Linked DNA regions of Homo sapiens: all the other regions are linked to region 3. A link is a contact called in ENCODE Hi-C or POLR2A ChIA-PET data. All regions are on one chromosome and are shown on one strand. The core of a region is the stretch at or near the end of the contact, and the rest is flanking DNA. Distances in the headings are between cores, read along the strand shown.

Region 1 (2,700 bases), core at 20-2,519, 610 kb before region 3:
TTCACCACATTGGCCAGTCTGGGCTTGAACTCCTGGCCTCAAGTGATCTGCCCTCCTTCACCTACCAAAGTGCTGGGATTATAGGCATAAGCCACTGGTGCCCGACTTTGTTTGTTTTCTTTTTACCTAACACTACTCCTTGGCTATGGATTCCACTTTGAATTCAATGAATTAGTATTTCTTGAGATAGGACCTTAGAATGTGTACTTTTAAACATTTTATTCTATGAGACAGGGTTTTGCTCTCTCACCTAGGCTGGAGTGCTGTGGTGTAAACACGGCTCACTGCAGTCTCAACCTATCGAGTAGCTGGGAATACAGGCGCACACCATCACATCCAGCTAATTTTTAAAAAATGTTTTGTAGAGATGGGGTCTCGCGATATTGAACAGGCTGGTCTTGAACTCCCAGGCTCAAGAGATCCCCCTGCTTCAGCTTCCCAAAGTGCTAGGATTACAGGTGTGAGCCACAGCACCTGGCCAGAATGTATTGCACAGGCTGGTCTTGAACTCCTAGGCTCAAGAGATCCCCCTGCTTCAGCCTCCCAAAGTGCTGGGATTACAGGTGTGGGCCACAGCACCTGGCCAGAATGTGTGTAAGTGTTCCAGGTACTTATGAACACTGAGTTTTAGAATTACTGCTTTAAAGGATGGAAGGTTAGGTCAAAGTGGTCACAATTTTACTAGACTCTTCAAAATGCAACTCTATTTTTCAAAGGTGCAAACACTACTACTATCTATATATTTTTTGAGACAGGGTCTTGCTCTGTCACCCAGGCTGGAGTACAGTGGCGTGATCAAAGCTCACTGCAACCTTGAACTCCTGGACTCAAGTAATCCTCCTGCCTCAGCCTCCCAAGTGGCTGGGACGACAGTCATGCATCACCATGCCCAGCTAATTTTTGAATTTTTATTTTTGTAGAGATGGGGCCTCGCTATGCTGCCAGGACTGGTCTTGAACTCCTGGTCTCAAGCAGTCCTTCTGCTTTGGCCTCCCAAAGTGTTGGGGTTACAGCCGTGAGCCACTGCACCCAACCTACTTTATATTTTTCATGATACTTTTAGGATCTAGAAATCCTCTGCACTCTTTGATGCAGTTACTACATCCAGATGATGTAGATGAGGAAACTAAAATTCAAATAAATTCAATGACATTCTCAGGAGAACTAAGATCCAAAGCCAGATAAAATGACTTCCTCATTCAAGGTTTACCAGCTCACCAGCGCTACCTTCCTGGAAGAGTGCCATCGGCCTTCCGGGACGTAATAAAACCTGCTGCATGCCTCACTCACCCTTCGCAGCCACAGCGAACACCGAGCGAATGGTTACTACAAGCCAGGCACTGTGCCAAATGCTTTACACGAACCAACTCGTGATCCCCACAACCTCATGAAGTAGATACTGTCACTGCTTCGATTATAGAGGTGAGGAAATTAAGGCACAGAGAAGTAACTTGCTCAGGAAATGCAGCCAGTAACTGCAGGGGCCGGACTGTTCTAACTGCCACAGCTCTCCATGATCCAGAACATTCACAGGTGTTTCAGAGACCCTCACCATCTCCCCAAGGAGAAAGCTCTTCTCTTGCCTGGAAATTCACAGAAGAAGAGAAAAAGGCAGCCTCTCAGAGCTGATTTCTTGAAGACTGAACTCTTCTGGGCATGGTGCACTCCTCCTGGGTGGGTGACACGCCACAGTCTAGGACAAGCAGGGCCTAGTGGAACGACAGTGTCGTGGCCTCCTAACTTGTGTGCTCTCAGGCAAATTACTGAGCCCTGTCTGCAAGATGCTAATAACTCTGAAGATCTATATTCCTAGTCCTTTACAAAATTTTATTATAAATTGACAATTTATATTTGTGTTTATTTACAAGGGTACAAAGTGATATATTTTATGAATACAATGTATAATAATTAAACCCAGCTAATTAACATACCCATCACCTCAAATACTTATCATTTTATTGTGGTGAGAAAATTTGAAATTTACTCTTAAAGGAATTTTTTTTTCTTTTAGACAGGGTCTTGCTCTGTCACCCAGGCTGGAGTGCAGTGGTGTGATCAAGACTCACTGCAGTCTTCACTTCCCAGGCTCAAGTGATCTTCCCGCCTCAGCCTCCCAAGTAGCTGGGACTACAGGCGTGGACCACCACATCCTGCTAATTTCATTTTTTTTTTTTTTTTTTTTTTTTTTAGAGATGAGGTCTCACTATGTTGCCCAGGCTGGTTTGAGCTCCTGGTGTCAAGTGATCATCCTGCCTCAGCCTCGCAAAATGTTGGGATTACAGTTGTGAGTGACCACGTCTGACCTCTTAAAGCAATTTTAAATGTACAGTGCTGTATTTTTATGCTCACCATGCTGTTCAACAGATCTCAGAAAAACACACACCCATCTTTCTCCCATGGAACTGACGCTTTGAACCCTTTGACCATCATCTCCCCATTTCCCAGCCTCTGTAGCCACCATCCTACTCTCTGCTTTTATGAGCTGGACTCTTTCAGATTCTACATGTAAGTGAGAACATATGGTATGTGTCTTTCCGTGCCTGGCTTATTTCACTCAGCATAATGCTCTTCAATTCCACCCATGTTGCTGAAAACAACAGAATTTCTTTTTAAAGGCCAAATAGTACTCCATTGTGTGTATGTCCCACCTTTTCTTTATCCATTCATCTGTTGATGGACACTCAGACTAATTCCATAACT
Region 2 (2,736 bases), core at 81-2,580, 960 kb after region 3:
CAGGAGAATCGCTTGAACCCAGGAGGCGGAGGTTGCAATGAACCGAGATCGCGCCACTGTACTCCAGCCTGGGCGACAGAGCAAGACTGTCTCAAAAAAAAAAAAAAAAAAAAAGTCAAGCTGGTGCAGGGAGGGTGAAGCTTAGGACAGCTGTCAGCTGGTCCAGCAATGTTTCCTCCTGGCCCAGGCCTGAGCCAGTGCTCTAAGCTCAGCCTCACTTGTCGCCTTTATCAGTGGCTTCTCTGCCTCCACCCACCTGATTGCTGGAGCTTCTCCAGCACACCCAACTGAGATAACACACCCAGTCCCTATGGCTCCAGGGCGGGGACTTTCGCTTGACCTACTGCCCACCGGGCAGGCATTTCTTCTCATTCTCTGAACGCTGTCGGGAGGTAGGCAGGAGACCTGAGTCTTTCCTGAGGTGGTCTTTTCTGGCTGAGCACTTCTCTCTGGGACTCCCCACCTCTGTCATAGGGTTGTGTCCCTCTGTGACACCGGCGTCTGAGTCTAACGTCCCAGCCTTCCTTCCTCCCTCTGCCTAGTCTAATAGCACCCAGCACCTAAAACAAGCCAGAGGGCGGCCAGGGGCCTAGGCTAGCCCCCGGAGGGTCTACTCAGGACTCAAGTGCCAGGAGGGAGGCCTGGACTTTTTTGCCTTAAGGGCTGGAGACCCAGGAAAAGTTCGAAGAGGAAACGCTCATCGCAGCTATACGAGCGTCCACCCTGGACCAGGCGGCGAGTGGGTTGGAGGAGCAAGGCTGGACAGGAAGGGGGCAGGGGCTGCCACGGCAGGCTCGGGAGAGCCCCACCCCCAGATCTCCCTCCGGGCGGCGGCGCAGGCTGCAGCGGAGGAAGCATTTCCTCATTCCAGAGGCTGCGACTCATGGACGTCGGGATCGGCGCCCGCCCCCAGCAGCTCCCCGTCTGGGGACACGGAGGCCCGGGAAGGGGGCGCTTTTCCAGGCTCCTGCAGCCAGGCCTTTCCCCGTGGCCCTCCCCGCCCTGCGCACGCAGTCTGGGCTCTGTCCAGGGTCTCGGGAGGCTCTCGGGTCCCGGCCATCCCTGTTTCGTGGCTGGGGGAACTGCGGCCCGCTCCGGCAAAGCGGGGACCCGAGCCCTTGCCGCCGGTTCGCAGGAGCCCCGGGTTCGATGCTCTGTCAACCTGCTTGGGGTGTCCGTTTCCCGCTCTGCGAGGTGGGGTCAGGCCAAGACGAGGAGGAGCCCGCGCAAGCGCACTCACCACCACGGCGGTGACCGGCTGGCCCGGGATGTAGGACATCTCGACCCTGCTCTGGTCGCCCAGCGCCGCTCCGAGAAGCCGGCAGCAGAGTACCCGCGGTCGCGCCCTCGCTGCTTAACAAAGGCCGCCCCGCTCGGCCCGCCCCCTCATGAATAGTTAACAAACCTCCAGCCAATCACTGGCCGGAGCGCCACTCCGCTTTCGGAAGTCCCTGCGCGTGCGCAGAAAAGCGGGCAGAGGGCGGAGCGTGTCCGGGGCGCCCACGGCGCAGGCGCGGAGGGCGGGGCGGGATCTGGGCGCGTGCGCAGCCCGAGACCTCCCGGCAGTCTTCCGAGCAAGATGGCGCCGCGGGCATTTCTTCCACTGCCCGTCTGAGGGAACGCTAAGTAGTGTGTCCGGCGCCGTGTTCCAGGTAACTGGGCCACCGTGGCCGGGGAACGCAGACGCGCCACCACCTCCCGGCCGGCCCGGACCCTCAATCTCCTCGGCGTCTTTGGAAGATCCGAGGCCCAGGACTGGTGCCAGGTCTCGGAAGCTCCAGGGGGAGGGGGCGGCGTGAACCCAACTCACCGAGCTCCGGGCGCCACTTGTAACTTGGTTTTCTCCGCAGCTCCGCGTTGTTCCGCGAGAAAGCGAGAGGCCGAGCCCGGGCTGGTGCGATGGCCGCGGTGGTGGCCAAGCGGGAAGGGCCGCCGTTCATCAGCGAGGCGGCCGTGCGGGGCAACGCCGCCGTCCTGGATTATTGCCGGACCTCGGTGTCAGCGCTGTCGGGGGCCACGGCCGGCATCCTCGGCCTCACCGGCCTCTACGGCTTCATCTTCTACCTGCTCGCCTCCGTCCTGCTCTCCCTGCTCCTCATTCTCAAGGCGGGAAGGAGGTGGAACAAATATTTCAAATCACGGAGACCTCTCTTTACAGGAGGCCTCATCGGGGGCCTCTTCACCTACGTCCTGTTCTGGACGTTCCTCTACGGCATGGTGCACGTCTACTGAAATGGGGGCCCGGGGGACTTTTTTAAAAAACCAGATCGGGAGGACTGTGGCCAGCAATTAACACCATGTAGACTTCCTTAGTTCTTAAGTGGTTGAATTCGCTGCTTGTTCTGTAACGTTATAAATAATTTATATCTGAAGACGGAGAGCCTGTAATATTCTTCAGATTAAATGAAGCGTGAGACACTTTGTGGAGTTCTTTCCTGCTGTAACGCTTAGGCTGCCACTGATGCAAAATCGCCGAGATTTGACTCCTGGAGAGCAAGGAATGGGCCATAGCCTTGTGTTAAGTCCTTGTATTTACACATAGGCCATTCAGAAACGGGCCCTAAGGGCCTACATAAGGAAAGAACTTATTAACATCCTAAGAAGCAGTAACAGTTAATATGTATTAAGAGCTCCCTGGGCCGGGCACGGTGGCTCATGTCTGTAATCCCAGCACTTTGGGAGGCCGAGGTGGGCGGATCACCTGAGGTCAGGAGTTCAAGACCAACCTGGCCAACA
Region 3 (2,700 bases), core at 176-2,675:
ATCAGCAGTACTGCCCCAGCACCTGTCCCTCACCCCAAGGCAACTCCGCTATGATGGGAACAGGGTCAGAGGGCTGAACGCTGTCCCCATCCTGATTCCCAAGTCAGCCCTGGCGCACTCACTGAAGCTAGGAAGGGAGATGATGAGGCGTTAAGACCACAAGTCCCAACTGAGGACAGTCGACGGAGGAGGGAGGGACTGGGGGACAGGAGTAGCTCTGCACCTCCACTGCCACCCAGAGCAAAGAGGGCCTGAGGAAGATGACGACTGAGGGCCTGGGAAGGGGATTCCAGCCCCAAGGCTGGAGTCTGAGACACGGTGGAGGGAACAGAAGGAAGAGAAGGGGCTCAGGAGAAAGGGAAAGCAGGCCCCACCCGAGACAAGCTGCAGCCACTGCCACAGTCACCACCATACAGCCCCCATGGGGGATCGCTGGGAGCTTGACTCCACACTAACGACCTTTGCCTTAAAAACAGCAACTCTGGTCTGACCCACTTTTCGCAATAAGGCAGGTTAATGATCAAGTTCTGGCACAAACACTTCCCCCTGCCAAGGAGTTTGGCTCTGCCCCATGCAAAGGCAGACGCCCCCTACACCAGGTCGGCCGAGCAGGCCAACACACCTGAGAGTCTCCGCCACAGCCTGAAGACCTGCGGTTATAGCCTGGCCTCAGGGCATGAACCAGGGACGCCCCTCACAACGCACACCCCGCACCTCGTGCTCTTCCCACAAACCAAGCCTGGGAAGCCTCGAGCGGAGCTTCACTCCCAGGGCTGCAGCCCTGCGCACAGGGGATGCCTGGGAGGCCGCCGCGGAGCAGGTGCCGAAGGGGGCTGTCCCGCAAACGTCGGAGCGACCCCAGCTCAGAGAGCTCCCATGCTCGGGCGCAGAGGGGGTGGGGCCGCCGATTCTTTCGGTCTGCGGCGGCGGCGCACCCCGAAACCGCGTGTGCGCGCACGTGTCCCCGCGATGAGGCGCGCGTGTGCCCGCCGAGGGTGCCAGCCGAGGCTGCCCTCCACGGGACCGCACGTGCGAAACCCGGGCCGCAGCCGGGGGCGACTGTGAAGGTGACCTTCAGCGCGGGGGCGACCCGGTGAAGGCCCCAGCGAGATACAACCGGGCCCGACGCGGAGGGAAGGCGGCGATCCCCGCGGAGTCCCGAACCCGCCCGCCCTGGTCCGGCGCCCCCCGCCCAGCGGCCCGCTGGCCCTGGCCCCGCTCACCGGCCGCGCCCGGCCGCCCCTTGCCCCCGGCCTGCGAGCCGTGTTCCCGGGCGCTGTCGGCCGGGGCGGCCGCCGGCAACTCGTCCGTCTTGATAACCATGGTGGCGGGAGCGGGCGTCCGCCTCGGCTGTCCGCGCCGCCCGCCGCGCCACTAACCCAAGTGCCCTGCGCGCCGCGGCTGCTGAGGGAAGGACGGAGTCACCGGCCCACGTGGTGCGCGCCGTGGCCTTTGACCCCGCCGCCGTTTCCCTGCCCCACCCTCGCGCCCGGCCCAGCCCACGGCGGCCCGCGAGGGACAAAACGCGCCGCGCCTGGTTCCCCGCCCACGGACGCGGTGACTTTCCAGAACGTCTTAAAGGCAACGCACTCTGACTCAAGGCCCAGGGAGGCTGGGCGCCCTCGCGGGGCGGGGCCTCGGGGAGACTCCCTGCTGCTCGCTGCCCGTCGGGCGGGCACTGTGACCTTGGGTGGAGACTGGTCTGGTTCTGCCATGGCTAATCCTCCCCTCTCCAAGGATCCCCTGTTTTCTCTTGCAGATTTGCTAAATGACCGCGCAGTCTGTCATCTGCGGTGTTCGCGTGACCCTCAGCGCCCTCCCCACCCGGCAGGCCCTTTCCCGCCGAATGGGTGCGGCTGGATTATTGAGGGAGTGGAGGGTCGCTTAGGGCACGGGCACGAGAGGCGAGGGCGAGACGTGGCTAATGGGGATCAAGAGTCAGAATGGACCCGCCAAACTTTGCCCCGAGCCAGAACGGGCTCCCTACCCGCGTCCTCGACCCATGGGTCCTCACCTCCAGGCTGGTGTCCTCATTTTACAGTGGAGGAGGCCGAGACCAAGGTCACACAGAGAGCAAGGGGTAGAGCCGGGTCTGACTCCATCCACAGCCAGGACGCTTTAACTCGTATTTTTCACTTGGCAGGGGCTTGGCGGGGACGGAACGGTGAGGTCAGAGAATGCTGCAGAGGGGACATTGGGACCAGGTCTTGCAGTGAGTTGAAGTGCTCCAGGCAGAGAGCGCCGGTGGGTCTTTCCTGGCCAGGCCGCAGGGGGCCTTTGGGAAGCACCCGAGGCCTATAACCTTCGGAGCGTTTGTCAAGCTCTAATGAGAACTGGAAAGCTTCAGCTTCCCGAGGTGGGCTGGGAGGGCCTTAGGTAGGGCCTCGCACAAATTGCGAAGGAAAGCCGACCTTGTTCTGGAGAGCACGTGGTGAGGAAAGCCAGCGACTTGATGTGAGCATTTAAACGGGAGGAAGGAAGATGAGAACTGGTAAGATTCTTCTCGGCCGGGCGGTGCAGCGGCTCACGCCTGTAATCCTAGCACTTTGGGAGGCCGAAGCCAGGCGGATGACTTGAGTTCAGGATTCGGAAGTTTGAGACCAACCTGGGCAACATTTCAAAACCCCCGTCTCTACAAAAAATATTGTTTAAAAAAAGCCAGGTGTAGTGGCACGCGCCTGTAGTCCCAGCTACTTGGGA
Region 4 (2,714 bases), core at 77-2,576, 680 kb before region 3:
CTGGGCAGCCTCCCAGGCAGGGCCTGTCTCTGGCTGCTTGTTTTTACTTCTCCCTGCACCTTAATTAGGGGTTTCCAAGCAGGGAGGGCCTCTGGGGGAGCCCGAGGACACAGAGCTGACTTAAAGGGCCAGCTGTGATCACAGCACCACCGCAGAGAGAGGAGGAGGATGCCAGGGGGCTGGGTAGACCGTCAGACCTGGAAGACCATTGTTCCACGGGACAGACTGCTGAGGGCCAGTCCTGCAGGTACTTTGCTCTTCCACAGGTCAAAGCCGTCTCACTGGCTGTCTTCTCTTTGGGGTCTCTGGGGCTCTGGCCAGTGATCAGGAGAAAGACCAGCCCTGAGGGGCAGGGCAAAGGTTGGCCAGGGTCCAGAAGGGTTAGACATCACAGTCCTCCACTGCCCACCTTCCCAGGAAAGCACCCTCAGGCTGTGGGCCTTCCCCAGAGGGGCAGTTTCTACAGGGTCTACGCAGTGGATTCTAAAGGTGATAAAGGCTGGGTGCAGTGGCTCGCGCCTGTAATCCCAGCACTTTGGGAGGCCAAAGTGGGAGGATTGCTTGAGTCCAGAGGTTCAAGACCAGCCTGAGCAAAATAGTGAAACCTTATCTCTACTAAAAAAAAAAAAAAAAAAAAAAAAAAAAATTAGCTGAACGTACGCCTGTGGTCCCGGGTACTCAGGGGGCTGAGGCAGGAAGATGAATTGAGCCCAGAAGGTTGAGACTGCTGTGAACCATGATCGCACCACTGCACTCCAGCCTGGGCGACAGACCAAGACCCTGTCTCAAAAAAAATAATTTAAAAAGCTGATAAGGGCGATCCACAAACCTGCACCAAGACTCTCAACTTGGAGCTGGGCTGGTGGTCCCTGAGTTCTGTCCTGCCGGACAGTAGAGTCCCCCTAGGTAGGGAACGTGGCCCCACACGGCGGCCGGGTGACCGACCACTGCTTACCAGGAGGGGAGACTGGCAGGGGGGGCTCAAGGAACATCTGGTGGGTGTCCCCTTCACAAGACTCGGCCTGCAGAGTTCGTGCAGGGAGTTCGCACATAGGAGAGCACCGGTCCGGGAGTGCCAGGCTCGTGCCCGGCCGGGGAGAGGAGTGGGAGACTAAGTCGCAGGGCAAGGGCAACTGCATAGTCGGGGACCTCTAGGGAATCCTGAGTCCCGGCATTCTGGGCTGGGGTGGAGCCCACTACAGCCCCGCCCCTATCTCCTCCTTTATGGCCCCGCCCAGCGGGTATCCCCCGCCCCCGCTGGCCGATCGGCGATCGATCGCAATGTCTGCGCTCTCCGCGTTCTTCCAGCGCTGTCTTTTTAGTACCACATGCGCAGGCAGGTGATGGCGGCGCTGGTCGTATCCGGGGCAGCGGAGCAGGGCGGCCGAGACGGCCCTGGCAGAGGTGGGTGCTGGAACGCTGCGCCCTCCAGACCTCGCATCTCGGGGCGGGGCCCCCAAGTTAGGGACAGGACCAACCCCCTTTAACGGCGGCGGCGCCTTTCTCCGCTAGATCCCGCTGTTAGTCGCCTTGGGCCGCTGTCACCAGCTCGGGGTCGCTGTCAGCCGGAGCCCAGGGGTACCAGTCTTTTGCAGCTTTAGGGCACGACCGAGAGCAGCCCTTAATCCTCCAATCGGAAACTACAGCCTTGTCTTGGCGGGTAGACGGATAAAATGGACTCGACGGGGAGGGAAAGGGCCAGGCCAGATGCAGCGGGCATTTTACGAGTGCGCCCTCAGGGAATGCTTTCAGGGAAGAGGCAAAAGGTTTCATTCGCCAGGCATTAACTGAGCGCCCACCGAATGCCAGGCCTGCGCTGGGTGCAGGTACTAGAATCAGAGATCTCAGTCTACTGGGGGAATGTTAATGTAAACATATCATAGCCACGTGATAAAGGAGGAGGTGCCTACTGGTCCCTGGGACACATTGAAGGGCTAATGTTAGCAGTTCCTTACACGCCAGCGACCACTAGGGACCTGTCAGAGGAGGATCTGTAATGGGCCTAGGAAGCCTAGGCTGATTGTCCAAGGCTTTTGAAACAACTGGCCAAAAACCATAGCAGTGGTAACGTTCAAATCTGATCTCAGGGCCCCAGCCTCCGCTGGACCATCCCCACCGCCGCCCACACAGTGGGTGAAGCCTCATGTCTGGGCGGGTCCCTCCTATCATAGTGTGGGGCCCTAGCAGAAGTTGTGGCACATAGCACAGTCTCAATACATATTCGTTGAATAAGTTAATTTCTTGCCTTTTCATATCCTCAGACTCTGTGGCTCCTGAAGAGATAACGGGGTTGAACTAAGCTTAATTGTCGGGGCAGGGCATAGTGGCTTACACCTTTAGTCTGAGCACTTTGGGAGGCTAAGGAGGATTGTGTGAGCCCAGGAATTCCACACCAGTCTGGGAAACATAGGGGGACCCTGTATGCACAAAAAAATAAAAAATAGCCGTGCGTGGCCGGGCACGGTGGCTTACACCTGTAATCCCAGCACTCTGGGAGGCTGAGGCGGGCGGATTACCTGAGGTCAGGAGTTTGAGACCAGCCTGGCCAACATGGTGGAAACCCTGTCTCTACTAAAAATACAAAAATTAGCCGCGTGTGGTAGCACACGCCTGTAATCCCAGCTACTCGGGAGGCTGAGGCAGGAGAATTGCTTGAGTCCGAGAGGCTGAGGTTGCAGTGAGCCGAGATTGCACCACTGCACTCCAGCCTGGCC

What was found. Hi-C counts contacts between places; a loop is a spot of excess contacts on that map. ChIA-PET counts read pairs that join two places held with the same protein, here RNA polymerase II (POLR2A). Pooled maps may share reads with other maps.
Region 1: a loop to region 3 is called in a map with no recorded cell type, with 8 times the contacts of the local background. The contact joins the enhancer-like site here to the promoter of CLUH in region 3. A Hi-C loop is called at or near these places in 1 of 37 single-sample maps with no recorded cell type.
Region 2: a loop to region 3 is called in a map of tibial artery, with 4 times the contacts of the local background. The contact joins the promoter of TAX1BP3 here to the promoter of CLUH in region 3. A Hi-C loop is called at or near these places in 3 of 168 maps with a recorded cell type or tissue (naive thymus-derived CD4-positive, alpha-beta T cell and tibial artery), 3 of 37 single-sample maps with no recorded cell type and 18 of 50 pooled maps.
Region 4: a loop to region 3 is called in a map of CD4-positive, alpha-beta T cell, with 7 times the contacts of the local background. The contact joins the promoter of DPH1 here to the promoter of CLUH in region 3. A Hi-C loop is called at or near these places in 1 of 168 maps with a recorded cell type or tissue (CD4-positive, alpha-beta T cell), 2 of 37 single-sample maps with no recorded cell type and 10 of 50 pooled maps. POLR2A ChIA-PET finds 5 or more read pairs at or near these places in 2 of 52 experiments (GM10248 and HEK293).

The regions. Positions count from the first base shown.
Region 1 is chr17:2,100,367-2,103,066 of GRCh38, forward strand. All of the region lies in intron 13 of SMG6 (SMG6 nonsense mediated mRNA decay factor), which reads right to left. SMG6-AS1 (SMG6 antisense RNA 1) reads left to right here. Exons shown (of 2, transcript NR_199038.1): 2 at 756-1,937. Among named protein-coding and RNA genes, the nearest start is that of SMG6-AS1, 12 kb to the left of the region's middle. Within about 2 kb of position 1,270, at least 10 of the 41 ENCODE cell types and tissues checked have a DNase peak (open chromatin) inside an H3K27ac peak, as active enhancers do.
Region 2 is chr17:3,667,248-3,669,983 of GRCh38, forward strand. TAX1BP3 (Tax1 binding protein 3) reads right to left here and starts at 1,331. Exons shown (of 4, transcript NM_014604.4): 1 at 1,241-1,331. The coding sequence starts at 1,279. It overlaps EMC6 (ER membrane protein complex subunit 6), which reads left to right and starts at 1,565. Exons shown (of 2, transcript NM_031298.4): 1 at 1,565-1,652; 2 at 1,851-2,418. The coding sequence starts at 1,900. The coding sequence ends at 2,232. P2RX5-TAX1BP3 (P2RX5-TAX1BP3 readthrough (NMD candidate)) reads right to left here. Exons shown (of 15, transcript NR_037928.1): 12 at 1,811-2,736. RefSeq lists enhancers at 125-656, 657-1,187, 1,720-2,250, 2,251-2,736 and a silencer at 1,279-1,618.
Region 3 is chr17:2,710,339-2,713,038 of GRCh38, forward strand. It overlaps CLUH (CLUH binding protein of NUMT mRNA), which reads right to left and starts at 1,426. Exons shown (of 26, transcript NM_001366661.1): 1 at 1,224-1,426. The coding sequence starts at 1,323. It overlaps LOC105371592 (a long non-coding RNA gene), which reads left to right and starts at 1,971. Exons shown (of 2, transcript NR_136412.1): 1 at 1,971-2,061; 2 at 2,144-2,495. RefSeq lists enhancers at 1-64, 899-1,795, 1,796-2,691 and silencers at 1,305-1,424, 1,555-1,734.
Region 4 is chr17:2,028,827-2,031,540 of GRCh38, forward strand. It overlaps DPH1 (diphthamide biosynthesis 1), which reads left to right and starts at 1,327. Exons shown (of 13, transcript NM_001383.6): 1 at 1,327-1,404. The coding sequence starts at 1,344. RefSeq lists enhancers at 1,075-1,666, 1,667-2,258.